Regions from separate parts of the Homo sapiens genome. Here regions 1 and 3 are each linked to region 2. A link is a contact called in ENCODE Hi-C or POLR2A ChIA-PET data. All regions are on one chromosome and are shown on one strand. The core of a region is the stretch at or near the end of the contact, and the rest is flanking DNA. Distances in the headings are between cores, read along the strand shown.

Region 1 (3,762 bases), core at 626-3,125, 660 kb before region 2:
AGATCTTAACTATTACATCATTCTGCCCTTAACCACTAGGCTACACCATCATCCTCTACCAATGCTGAGTTCAGTTTTGGAAGTGTTGGTGTTTAGATACCCATAGGCCGTCTACTTCATTCCATTTCTTTTTTTTAGCGTCTCACTCTGTCGCCCAGGCTGGAGTCCAGTGGCACGATCTCGGCTCACTGCAACCTCTGCTGCTTCCTGGGTTCAAGGGATTCTCCTGCCTCTGCCTCCAGAGTAGTTGGGATTACAGGAGACTGCCACCATGCCTGGCTAATTTTTGTATTTTTAGTAGAGACAGGGTTTCACCATGTTGGCTAGACTGGTCTTGAACTCCTGACCTCGTGATCCGCCCATCGTGGCCTCTCGAAGTGCTAGGATTACAGGCATAAGCCACTGTGCCTGGCCAACTTCATTCCATTTCTGCCCTGGGCTTTTTTTTTTTTTTGAGACAGAGTCTTGCTCTGTCACCAGGCTGGAGTGCAGTGGCTCGATGTCAGCTCACTGCAACCTCCACCTCCCGGGTTCCAGCGATTCTTCTGCCTCAGCCTCCCGAGTAGCTGGGACTACAGGCGCACGCCACCACATCCAGCTAATTTTTGTATTTTTTTAGTAAAGACAGGGTTTTGCCATGTTGGCCAGGATGGTCTTGATCTCTTGACCTCGTGATCCGCCTGCCTCGGCCTCCCAAATTGCTGGGATGACAGGCGTGAGCCGCCGCGCCCGGCCTGCCCTGAGCCGCCGCGCCCGGCCTGCCCTGAGCTTTTGCAACAGGCTCCAGTGGTCTCCGTGTCTCTTTCCTTATTCCCCTCAAATCATTCTCCATATTGCAGCCAGAAATTATATTTTAAAACACAATTCTAAAATGTCACTGTCTCCCAAAACCCTTCAGTAGTCTCCCACTGCTCCTAGAGACTGAAATGTTTACCTGCTTACAAGGCAGGGGTTGGCCCCTGAGCACCTTTGCAGCTCCCTCTCTAGATGGATGAAAGTCAGGCTCCCTAACTTCCACCTTCCTCTCCATGTTCCAGCATGTTCTCACCCAGAGCCTCTGGGCCTTTTGTCCTCCTCACTGGAATGCTCCTAGAGGTTTCTCTCCCCTCACAGCCACCTAGTTTACTCAGGTTTTAGAGCCCAGCAAGTCCAGTCTACTCAGTTTTCTTTTTGAAGTTCCTATAACTTCAGTTCCTTTATTTAAGTTTGAGGTTGTACATGTCTTAGTATGCTTATTTGATTACAGTTAGTCTCCCCGCTAGACTGTGAGTGCCCTAAAGGCAGGAACCTTGCCCATCCCCTTTACCACTAGCACCGATCAAAATGCCTGGCACAGGGAGGCGCAATGAACAGCTGTTGAACGAGTGACTTCCAAATCGACAGCAAAGGGGGCGGCTGGATAGCGAGTCGCCCGCTCAGGAGAGATTCTGGGTCGGAAATAAAGATCTGGGAGTCATTTATAATTCCAACCAGACGAGTAGATGGGCTGGCCCAAGCGGTGTGTAGACTGAAGAGATTCTAACTCATGCAAGATAAGCAGCTACGTGGCTCACGGTCACGTCGCAAAAAACCTGGGGGCTCTCCTCCGCCTGCTTGTGGTCCCGTACAAGGCGCTTCCCACCCTGGGTCTCTGAGCCCAGTCGGTGAAAGACGGAAGGAGACCGATTCACAGCCCCAACAGCGCCGGTGATAGTCCCTCTGCCACCCCTTTCCCTCCGCTGCCCTCCCCTCCCCTCCCCTCCCCTCGATGACTTCCTCCAACAGCTGACGAAGCTGGATCCCTGGGCACCGCCTCTTCCGTCCGCGGCACCCGGAGACGCCCGGAAATTTGCGGGCGCGCCGGAAGTTGAGGGGAGTTTCCTGCGAGCTCGGCTTCCTCAACATGGCTGCGCCCTTGTCAGTGGAGGTGGAGTTCGGGTGAGTCACAGAGCTGGGGCGCCGTGGGGATGGATTGAAGTCGTCGGGCCCAGAATTCCTTTCCTTCTGCCGTGGGGCCTGACACGGCCGAATCACTGGGTGTCCCAGTGCCCGCTGTGAGCTACGCTACCCGCCTAGGAGAGTCTGAGAGGCCAGTCTCTCTTGGCAGTGAGGCCGTCTGTCCGGAAATAGAGGCGCACATTGGGAGGGAAATGCTCTCTGTGTACCACTCGGTGCCCTGTGCTCCGCCGGAGTCGGAGGTCGTGACTGTTAGCAGGCAGCCTCTCTCTCTTCTTTTCCATTCCTATCTCGGACCAATCCCATCTGTTTGGCATCTGAGCTCCTAGAACCTAGAAGGACCACCCTCCACCCGCTGATTTCATTCTTTGGGCAGCAGTTTCTTTTTACACTGTTATTAAGGTCTTGTTTCTCGTGGGATGTAGTGGCCAGGGCGGGACTTTTTTCTTTTTCTTTCCTAAGACTTGGGGATGGTAAACAGACCTGAGCCTCCTTCAGGACAGTCAGTAAACTTGCTGATTGCCTTCTGCAGAACTGGAGTCAGGTGGAGACACGGGGACAAATAAGAAATCACACTGAAGGGAACTAACAGGGACAGTATAGTATACACAAGATGAAAAATGCAGAGATTGGGACACACACCAGTTACTGAAGAAACACAGAGCAGGGAGGAAGTCTACCCAAGGCACTATTTGTGCTTCCTACAAACAGGTTTGTCATATGGTTTCAAAGCTGAGGGAAACTGCAGAGCTTAGAGAGAAGGCAAAGAAACAGGCCTTGAAAGATGGGTGGTGTACTTTACAGTATCACGTGGAAAAGAGGAAATAGGTAGGGATGTGTGTGTGTGTGTGTGGAATAGGTAGGTGTGTGTGTGTGCCTGTGTGTGTGTAGATAAGCCAAGGTCTATGTGACAGGAAAAGTCTGGGATGGGAATCTAAAACCTCTGCCCAGTGCCTTTCTTCTCATTGGATGCCTCCCATTTCTTTCATGTTTTCCCTTAATTGGGTAGTTCATTCACCAGCCATTTATTGAGTGCCTACCATGTGCCGGGCAGCAAGCCAGACACTGAGGATACAAAGATAAATAGAAGTCTGTCCGTGCCCTACAGCGTTCAGCATTTCTGCCCCTTAGAAGGGGGGTAAGTCTCATGACTAAGTGCATTTTAATTGATATTGTCTGGCTGCTTGGATCCAATTAGAACTGTATTGGTCTGGACTCCTCACTGTTTTGCCTCACTGACCCTTGGCCCAGCTACACTCCCCAAAGCCTGGGATTCTAGGAGGATCCCTGCTTCCTTGACAGGCCTCAGCAGAGCTGGAAAGAGAGAAGCCACAGACTGCTGTGTTAAGATTTATCTGGGCCAGGCATGGAGGCTCATGCCTGTAATCCTAGTACTTTGGGAGGCTTGGGCAGGAGGACTGCTTGAGCCCAAGAATTCGAGACCAGCCTTGGCAACATGGGGAGACTTCATCTCTACCAAAAAAAAAAAAAAGAAGATTTATCTGCAGACAACTTGCCTTTCATCCTCATGAGTCAGACATGGTCTTTGTTTATCAACAATGTCTCTGCTAGGTACTGTGCTAGCTCAGTGGGGAAGTCATGTGAGGAAGATGGGGCCATTGCTCTCCAGAGCTTACAAACCAGCACAATTGCCCTTTTTCTGACCCAATCATCTCTAACTTCAGTCTCCCTTACCTCCAAGAGCAATAATGACCCCTGGCAAGGCAGGACAACATTCCTCCACCCACCCACCCACCCACCCACCTTCTATCACCTCCTGTCACAGCACAGCGTTCCATGAAAATTGCAGCATTCTCAGGAATGCCC
Region 2 (4,193 bases), core at 549-3,048:
CTCTCAGCTCCCTCCCTCCCACCCCGAGGCTGGGGCCTGACTGCTGGCTCCCACTCCAGTAACAGTGACCCTGTGGGGCAGCTCCCACCAAGCGGAGCCACACCTAGGCCCTGCCCTGCCTAGGTCCTGAGAGCCCTGGCCAGGTCAGGCAGCAGGGCCCCAGCCCTAGCAGGGAACTGGCAGATCAGGTTCTTCCCAGATGTGGGAGATAGTGTGGTTGCCATACCAACAGCAGAGTGGGTTCCCCCCTCCCAGATGGACTGGGGCCGTCCAATCCGAGGGGCTCTGGGATCCTGGCATCTCCACTAGGGCTGGGGCTGCCCACCAGACTTGGAACACATTAAGCAGTGAATTCTCGCTGGGATGCTAATCCTCAGCGGGACACAGCACCTTCTAGTAAACATGACTACATGGGTTGCTGGCTGGGTGTGGGCTCCTGGGGAGGGGAGTGCCCGGGTTGGGGGTGGGGAGAGAACTGTACTCAACAGAAACAACAACGATGACAACGACAACGACAAAGACAAGACTACAGGACCTGCTCCCAGAACCCTGGGATGGGCCAGCCCCGGGCCTGCGGAATCCCACTGAATCCCATAACCACGGTGTTACACCAGATTTACAGAAGGGGAGGGCGGGGCTCTGAGAGAAGTGACTTGTCCAAGGTCACATGCTGCACAGGTGCAATATTAACCACTTTGACACCAATAATGAGCTTGCCTTTGGTGAGCACACATATGCAGAGTCCCACAGAATCCTCGCATCTGTCCTGGGAGGCAGGAATACTGATCCCATTTTTCAGACTGAGAAACTGAGGCCCAGTGAGATGAAGGCCCCTCCCCCAAGGTCACAGGAGGGCACATTCCCACCCACACCTGACCCTAGGTCTTCCCATGATGTTGAGTTGCCTGTTACTCTCTGCCCCTAAACGGATAGGACTTCTTCCAATCTCAGCATCGTGGGCCTGGACAGCTTCCCAGCCAGACCCCAGCCCTCTCTCCATCCCCCAGGCCCAGGGACCAAGGAAACAGACCTCCCGTGGAGCAGAAAAGAAACAACTCCTGGCTTCCGGCCTGACTATCCAAACGTGTGAAATGGCCATGAGGGACTCATGGCACCAGCCGCCCATTGCACAGGTGCGGAGACTGAGGCTCGGAGAAGGGGTTGTGGTGGACGCATGAGTCCCTGGGCCTGGGACCCAGGTCGCTAAATGCCCCGCCAGGCGCCAGTCACTGCTGGACAAGGGCAGGGAGGTAGCACCCAGCCGGTGCCTCCTCCCCTCCTCAGCCAGGCAGGCGCCAGGGGAGCAGGGTAACCCAACCAGCCCAAAGGGTGGGCACCGGTGCCTCGCCCCAGGCAGCAGGGCCAAGGCCCGGCTCGGGCCGCACGGGCTCTTTCCCTCTTCCGGTCAGCAAGGGCTCAGGGGGGCAGAGGTGTGCCGCGGCGGGGACGAGGGCAGCAGCCCGGGAGGGCTTTCCCGCGTCCCCAGGCGTCTGCCGCAGGGTGCTCCCCGCCCGCCGCACATCCGGGCCCCCGGCGCACGGCGCGACGCCAGGCCTCACCTGCACCGCCCGGGTGAAGAAGATGCCCGCGTCCGACGCCAGCTTCTTCATGTTGAAGTCCATGGCGTGCCCGCACGGCCGCCGCGCACGGCCCGAGCGCAGCCGGCAGCCCCCGGCCCAGCCGCCGCCGCCAACCGCACCCCGCCCACCTGCTGCGGGGCACCAGCCCTCCGCGCACCCGCCTGCCGGCCTGCCCGCCTGCCCGCCCGCCGCAGCCGCCGAGCCAGCCCGAGCGCGCAGGGCGGGGCGCGGAGGCCGCGGGTCGGAGCCAGAGGGGCGGGGGCGGAGCTGGCGGTGCCGGGGCGGGACGGGACGGCAGTGGGGCGGAGCTAGAGGGGCGGGGGCCGGGCTGGTTGGCGGAAGCCGGGCGGAGTCGGAGGGGGCGGGACTGGCGGGACAGGGGCGGAGCGAGAGGGCAGTGGGGCGGAGCTACATGGGTGGGGGCGAGGCCTTGGCGCGGCCAGAGCGGGGGTTGGTCTGGGGAGCAGGTTGTGCTGGGCAGGGCTCGCTGCTGGGCAGTGCTCGCTGCTGCCCCCATGCGCCTGCCGCCGCGGATTGGGCCGGCCTCTTTTTTTCCTTTTACTAAAATTATTAAAACTGGAACACATGTGCTCTTAGATGATTGCAGGTACACGCCATAATTACATATTATTTGCCATCTTACCAATGCTTTTCAAAAGTTTTAATTGATAAATATATATTTACGGCCTACAAGGTGATGAAATTGTGGAATGATGAAATCAAGTTAATTGACATATCCATCACCTCACCTACTTTTTTTGTGGTTAGAACATTTCAAATGTACTCTTTTAGCAATTTTGAAATATGCAATACTTTTTTTTTTTTTTTGTAGACAGAGTCTTGCTCTGTCGCCCAGGCTGGAGTGCAGTGGCGCGATCTCGGCTCACTGCAGCCTCCACCTGCCGGGCTCAAGCGATTCTCCTGCTTCATTCAGCCTCCCGAGTAGCTGGGACTACAGGCGCCCACCAACATGCCCCGCTAATTTTTTGTACTTTAGGAGAGACAAGGTTTTGCCATGTTGCCCAGGGTGGTCTTGAACTCCTGATCTCAGGCAATCTGCCTGCCTCAGTCTCCCAAAGTCACTAAGTGACTGAGTAGTCACCAATATGTGCAACAGATCTCTAAAATGGGCCTCTCTTGCTTTCTCCTCCCACCACCCAGGCCTGCTGCCTCTCCCCTGTTTGTGCCTCTTCATCTCCGCTCTTTATTCACACCCCCTCCCTCCCATTCCCATTTCTTCCACTCTGTTTCCCTTGGGTTTCCTCCCGTTACTCCTCCTCTCTGACCTCTCCTCCTCTCTTCTGCCCTGACCTTGGTGACTGAGCCGGAGTCAGGCTTGGGACTTGCCCTCCACCGCTGGAACAGCTGTTTGTCAGCCTGGGAGGCCCTGTGGCTTCCCCAAATTGGAGGAGGGTTGGGGTGGCGGTCACGGGAAGGGAGGGGGTTCTGGAGCTGGGGCCTGGAGCCCCCTGTGTGGTGAGAGGAGGAGATCAAAGGTTGGGTGACTGTCAGGGTGGAGAGAATGAGCTGCCCTGGGAGCACAGATGTGTGATAACCTTGAAACCAGCTCCTCACAGCCCCAGGCAAGGAGATGACCTACAGGTGCTCCTGACCCCAAATGCCTTCCCTTGGGGCTCAGATAGAGGCTTTGTACTGGTCTTCACCTCTCCTTGCTGTCTACCTCTAGGTTTCCTCTTTTTTTTTTTTTTTCTTTTTGAGATGGAGTCTCGCTCTTTCACCCAGGCTGGAATGCAGTGGCACCATCTCAGCTCACTGCAGCCACCGCCTCCCGGGGTCTAAGCGATTCTCCTGCCTCACCCTCCACAGTAGCTGGGATTACAGGCATGTGCCACCACGCCCGGCTGATTTTTGTATTTTTAGTAGAGACGGGGTTTCACCATGTTGGTCAGGCTGGTCTTGAACTCCTGACCTCGTGATCCACCTGCCTCCGCCTCCCAAAGTGCTGGGATTACAGGTGTGAGCCACCACGCCCGGCCTAGGTTTCACCTTTGAACCCAGTGGAGAGCTCTGTTCCCAAGCTGTACCCTCTTCTATCTGGCTTTGTTCATCTTTCTATACTTACCCCAGTTTCTGTCACCTATCCCAGCATGGCTCTGCAGGGTGAGCCTCAAGTCACCTGGGGGCTTGTTCAAAATCCAGACCCTGTTCCCTCTCCCAGCCCTGGTTCTGGGTCAACAAGTCAATGGCTCTAACATTAAATCACCTGGGAGCTTTCAAAACTCCACCTACCTGGGCCATCCTGTCATGTACTTGGGCCAGTATGTACATGTTGCCTTCATCAACTTTCATGTCATTCACACATCTGCAATCCCTCAACTCTGATTCTCTGTGTTTCTGTTTTTGTGTTCACTATGTGTTTGTTTCTATTTGTCTGTATTGATCATGGACTTATTTACTATCATCTGTTTATAGCTGACTATATCATTCATTTAGCCAGTGTTAACTTTAAAAAAATCTAGTCAGGCATGGTGGCTCATACATGTAATCCCAGGAGGCCAAGGCGGGCGAATCACCTGAGATCAGGAGTTCAAGACCAGCTGACCAAGATAGAGAAACTCTGTCTCTACTAAAAATACAAAATTAGCCAGGCGT
Region 3 (4,277 bases), core at 135-2,634, 690 kb before region 2:
ACCTCCCAAAGTGCTGGGATTACAGGCATGAGCCACTGTGCCCAGCTTATTTTTATTTTTTGAGACACGGTCTTACTTTGTTGCCCAGGGTGGAGTTTAGTGGTGCAATCACAGCTCACTGCAGCCCCAAGTTCCAGAGCTCAAGCAATCCTCCCACCTCATCTTCCTGAGTAGCTGGGAGTACAAGCAAGAGCTACCTGGCTAATTTTTTTTTTTTTCCTGTAGAGGCAGAGTCTCACTATGTTGCCCAGGCTGGTCTTGAACTCCTGGCTGAAGTGATCCTCCTGCCTCAGCCTCCAAAAGTGCTGGGATTACAAGCTTGAGCCACCACGCCAGTCCCAGAATCTTTTTTTTTTTTTTTTTTTTTTTTTTTTTTGAGATGGAGACTTGCTCTGTCGCCCAGGCTGGAGTGCAGTGGCGCAACCTCGGCTTACTGCGACTTCCGCCTCCCAGGTTCAAGCAATTCTCCTGCCTCAGCCTCCCAGGGATCTATTAATGTTTAAGGACAAGTGGCAACTGTGGATGCCCAACATGGTTACTTAACAAGAAACCAATTTTTCAGAGGCCAAGAGTCCCAACAGGGCCGAGAATCTGGCCACTCGCCTATGGCTCTGGAGGTGGCATGACAAATAAGGGTGGCATGACAAATATAGGTTAACTGATTTGTTGCAGGGACCAGAGATCATAGATGGTGAAGTTAACTAAGGGCCTCCAAATCCGTGTCCTTTGTGCCAACAGGTGTGCCAGGCTGCTCACAAGACACCATGGTACGAGAAAGGATTTCTCGTAGTCACCTAGACACCAGGTTTATGGCTGTGTCGCAGCAAAGTTGGGTGTGACTTATGATTTTCGTTCTGAACCTTATTTGTTAGATAGGTCCTGGAGTCCTTAAAACACGCAGGTGAAAGTCAGGGAGTAGGAGCCATCAAAATTCGACTCTGGTGGGACTCGAACCCACAACCTTTGAATGACCACACTAGGCTCAGCTAGAAGTCCAATGCGCTATCCATTGCGCCACAGAGCCGGCTGCGGAACCCGGCCGCCCCGCTCACCTCTGCCTGAAACCGCCCTCTTAGCGAGCTTCTAGGTGTGGTGCTGGGTGTTTGCTGAACTCGGCCGGGGCCCGAGAGCGTGCTCCGGGTTTTCGGCTGTGGTGTGGACTGGGGTGCTCTTCCTACATCCGGGCGCTGGGGACAGCAGGGGGCAAGGGCCGGGGTCGGCAGGGAGGAAGGGCCGGGGTGAAGCCCGCCTGTCTCCTCGCGGACTCGGGGGTCTCCTCGGCTGGGTGGGGCCGCGCGGCGTGGACTACAACTCCCAGCGTGCCGCGCGGCGGCGCCGCCCGAAGCCGTTGCGCGAGCAGGGCGGGCTGGGGCCGAGCGGCGTCAGGCGCGCTGGGGCTGCGCTGCGCCGCCGGCTCTGTGGCTTGCCGGCTTCGGGGAAGGTGCGGCAGGCGGTGCTGCGGCCTGGCACAGCAGGTTTGGGGTGCGGGAGGCGGGCGGGGTAGGAGCGCGGCGGGCGGGGCCGGGCGGCGGGCGGGGCTGGCGGGGCGGCCGGGCCATGCAGGGCGCAGAGCCGGCTAAACCCTGCTGAGACCCGGCTCCGTGCGTCCAGGGGCGGCTAATGCCCCTCACGCTGTCTACGCTGCTGCAACCGGGCCGCATCTGGACGGGGCGCCGCGCGGCGGAGCCGACGCCGGGTGAGCATAGACCGGGCTGGTGGGTTCCCGGGTGGGGACATGTGCCAGGCCGAGTCGGGCGAGGTGGCGGTGCGGACCCCAGGTGGGGGGCGCGCCCTGCGGCGCTATTTCCCCGACAGACGCACTGTTACCTTGCTGTCTAGGGGCGAGGGCGGCACGCGTGACCCGGGACAGGGGCCCGAGGGAACTAGTCACCCTCTTCTGGCCTCTTCTTGCCCCAGCCTTCCAGGACAGGTTCCTGCCCCTCTGCTATGGCGGGCTATGGGAGGCCAGAGATCTGAGGACCCTGGACCCTGGCGTTGGGGTTGAGGACTCTGGTTCAGTTCCCCCGCCCCCGGCTTTTGCTTTTCGCGAGGGGGAGGGGGAGATGGTCTCCCAGGGCTTCTTGTGGTCCAGACCATTCCCTTTTCCTGGCTTGGAGGCTCTCAGGCCATTTCACATTTGTGACCTTCATCTACTCCCAAGAACAGGAAAACTCGGAGAAAAACAGTCCCATCAGATGTCCCCTTGATCGAGTCCTCAAAGCTCCAGGAATAGAACCCAAGAGTCCTAGCTCAACCCAGCCCCTGAAGCACAGTCAAGTCATTCGCCTTCCCCTAAGCCCTAGACCCCAAAGATTCATCCGAGTGGCTGTGTGTGTCTGTGTGATGGGTGGTGGTGTCTTCAAGGTCCTCCTCGCCTCCCTCAATCAGCTTTGCCCCCTGGGCGGTCACCTTTCAAGCACTTCCAGGCTCTAACTCGTTTTCTGGGTCGCCCTCTATAGACCAACAGACGCACTGCGATACCTGAGTCTATGGGCAGGGACCAAGCAGGGCTCCTTTTCCAGGGAGCTGCCCCTTTGACTTGGCCTGGTCATCCACAGAACCTCCCTGGGTTCTGGGTGGGGAGTCGAGCCAGAGACTTTTTTTTTCTTTTTTTGAGACGGAGTCTCGCTCTGTCTCCCAGGCTGGAGTGCAGTGGCACAATCTCGGCTCAATGGAACCTCCGCCTCCCGGGTTCAAGCAATTCTTCTGCCTCAGCCTCCTGAGTAGCTGGGGTTACAGGTGTGTGCCACCATGCCTGGCTAATTTTTGTATTTTTAGTAGAGACAGGGTTTCACCATCTTGGTCAGGGTGGTCTCGAACTCCTGACGTCATGATCCGCCTGCCTCGGCCTCCCAAAGTGCTGGGATTACAGGTGTGAGCCACCACTGCCAGCGAGCCAGAGGCTCTTAAGTCAGTACCCACCCCCAGGCCATCCGGTTTTAGGGACCCTGGATGTCAGAAGAGTGAACTGTCATGTTTTGGCTAGAAAAGCCTCTTAGAACACGTCTCAGGACAACTCGGTGGTGGCCACTGCGCAGACCAGACTTCGCTCGTTCTCGCATGCCTCGCTCCGCTTTTCCTCCGCAACCATGTCTGACAAACCCGATATGGCTGAGATTGAGAAATTCGATAAGTCGAAACTGAAGAAGACAGAGATGCAAGAGAAAAATCCACTGCCTTCCAAAGAAACGATTGAACAGGAGAAGCAAGCAAGCGAATCGTAATGAGGCGTGCACCGCCAATATGCATTGTACATTCCACAAGTATTGCCTTCTTATTTTACTTCTTTTAGCTGTTTAACTTTGTAAGATGCAAAGAGGTTGGATCAAGTTTAAATGACTATGCTGCCCCTTTCACATCAAAGAACTACTGACAACGAAGGCTGCGCCTGCCTCTCCCATCTGTCTATCTGGCTGGCAGGGAAGGAAAGAACTTGCTTGTTGGTGAAGGAAGAAGTGGGGTGGGACGACAGTGAAATCTAGAGTAAAACCAGGCTGGCCCAAGGTGTCCTGCAGGCTGTAATGCAGTTTAATCAGAGTGCCATTTTTTTTTTTGTTCAAATGATTTTAATTATTGGAATGCACAGTTTTTTTAATATGCAAATAAAAAGTTTAAAAACTTAAAAAAAAAAAGAACACGTCTCACTACACCCATTGCACAGAGGGCAGATACTAAGGTCTAAAATGTGAAAAGGTCTTGCCCAAGGTCACTTGGAGAATGGTGGGCAGAGATGGGACTATGAGACGAGAACCAGCCTCCTGCTTCTCACTCTTGGAATTCCTCACCTCAAGTGCCAAGCCCCTAGCCTGCCCCTTCCAGGCCAAGCCTGGAAAGGGACCCCTGTGGTCAGTCACCCAACTCAGTATGGCTAAGCCTTACCACAGGCTGTCCCCTTGGGATCACAGTGGCCTGGCTGTCTGGGCTGGGAGGTAGGAGACCTGGAGGGTTGGGTGTTTGGGTCCACTAACTGCCCTGTGTCCGCAGGCCACAATGCTGCTTGGAGCCTCTCTGGTGGGGGTGCTGCTGTTCTCCAAGCTGGTGCTGAAACTGCCCTGGACCCAGGTGGGATTCTCCCTGTTGTTCCTCTACTTGGGATCTGGCGGCTGGCGCTTCATCCGGGTCTTCATCAAGACCATCAGGCGCGATATCTTGTGAGTACCTGGCCCAGCCTTTCCTGGGGTCTGCCACACTACAGTGAGCTTCTGGTCCCCCAAATCTCCCCAGGCCAGACCTCATGTTCTCTACCAGCACAGGGCAGCTGAGCTGAGTTCCAGAAC

Evidence for each region. A loop is a pair of places that touch in the nucleus more often than their neighbours do. ChIA-PET counts read pairs that join two places held with the same protein, here RNA polymerase II (POLR2A). Pooled maps may share reads with other maps.
Region 1: a map of naive thymus-derived CD4-positive, alpha-beta T cell shows a loop between it and region 2 (14-fold over the local background). The contact joins the promoter of URM1 here to the promoter of SH3GLB2 in region 2. A Hi-C loop is called at or near these places in 1 of 168 maps with a recorded cell type or tissue (naive thymus-derived CD4-positive, alpha-beta T cell), 3 of 37 single-sample maps with no recorded cell type and 10 of 50 pooled maps. POLR2A ChIA-PET finds 5 or more read pairs at or near these places in 3 of 52 experiments (GM12878, activated B cell and activated naive CD4-positive, alpha-beta T cell).
Region 3: a loop to region 2 is called in a pooled map, with 11 times the contacts of the local background. The contact joins the promoter of SLC27A4 here to the promoter of SH3GLB2 in region 2. A Hi-C loop is called at or near these places in 7 of 50 pooled maps. POLR2A ChIA-PET finds 5 or more read pairs at or near these places in 2 of 52 experiments (GM12878 and activated CD4-positive, alpha-beta T cell).

What each region holds. Positions count from the first base shown.
Region 1 is chr9:128,369,499-128,373,260 of GRCh38, forward strand. URM1 (ubiquitin related modifier 1) reads left to right here and starts at 1,876. Exons shown (of 5, transcript NM_030914.4): 1 at 1,876-1,917. The coding sequence starts at 1,883. RefSeq lists enhancers at 183-1,047, 1,048-1,911, 1,975-2,074.
Region 2 is chr9:129,026,533-129,030,725 of GRCh38, forward strand. SH3GLB2 (SH3 domain containing GRB2 like, endophilin B2) reads right to left here and starts at 1,799. Exons shown (of 11, transcript NM_020145.4): 1 at 1,560-1,799. The coding sequence starts at 1,622. RefSeq lists enhancers at 1-223, 224-787, 788-1,351, 2,036-2,775, 2,776-3,515 and silencers at 68-299, 1,182-1,691, 1,732-2,161.
Region 3 is chr9:128,339,143-128,343,419 of GRCh38, forward strand. It overlaps SLC27A4 (solute carrier family 27 member 4), which reads left to right and starts at 1,385. Exons shown (of 13, transcript NM_005094.4): 1 at 1,385-1,696; 2 at 3,985-4,151. The coding sequence starts at 3,991. TRR-TCT3-1 (tRNA-Arg (anticodon TCT) 3-1) reads right to left here and starts at 1,024; the gene lies at 934-1,024. It also overlaps the pseudogene TMSB4XP4. RefSeq lists silencers at 762-1,403, 1,032-1,441, 1,512-1,911 and an enhancer at 2,548-2,727.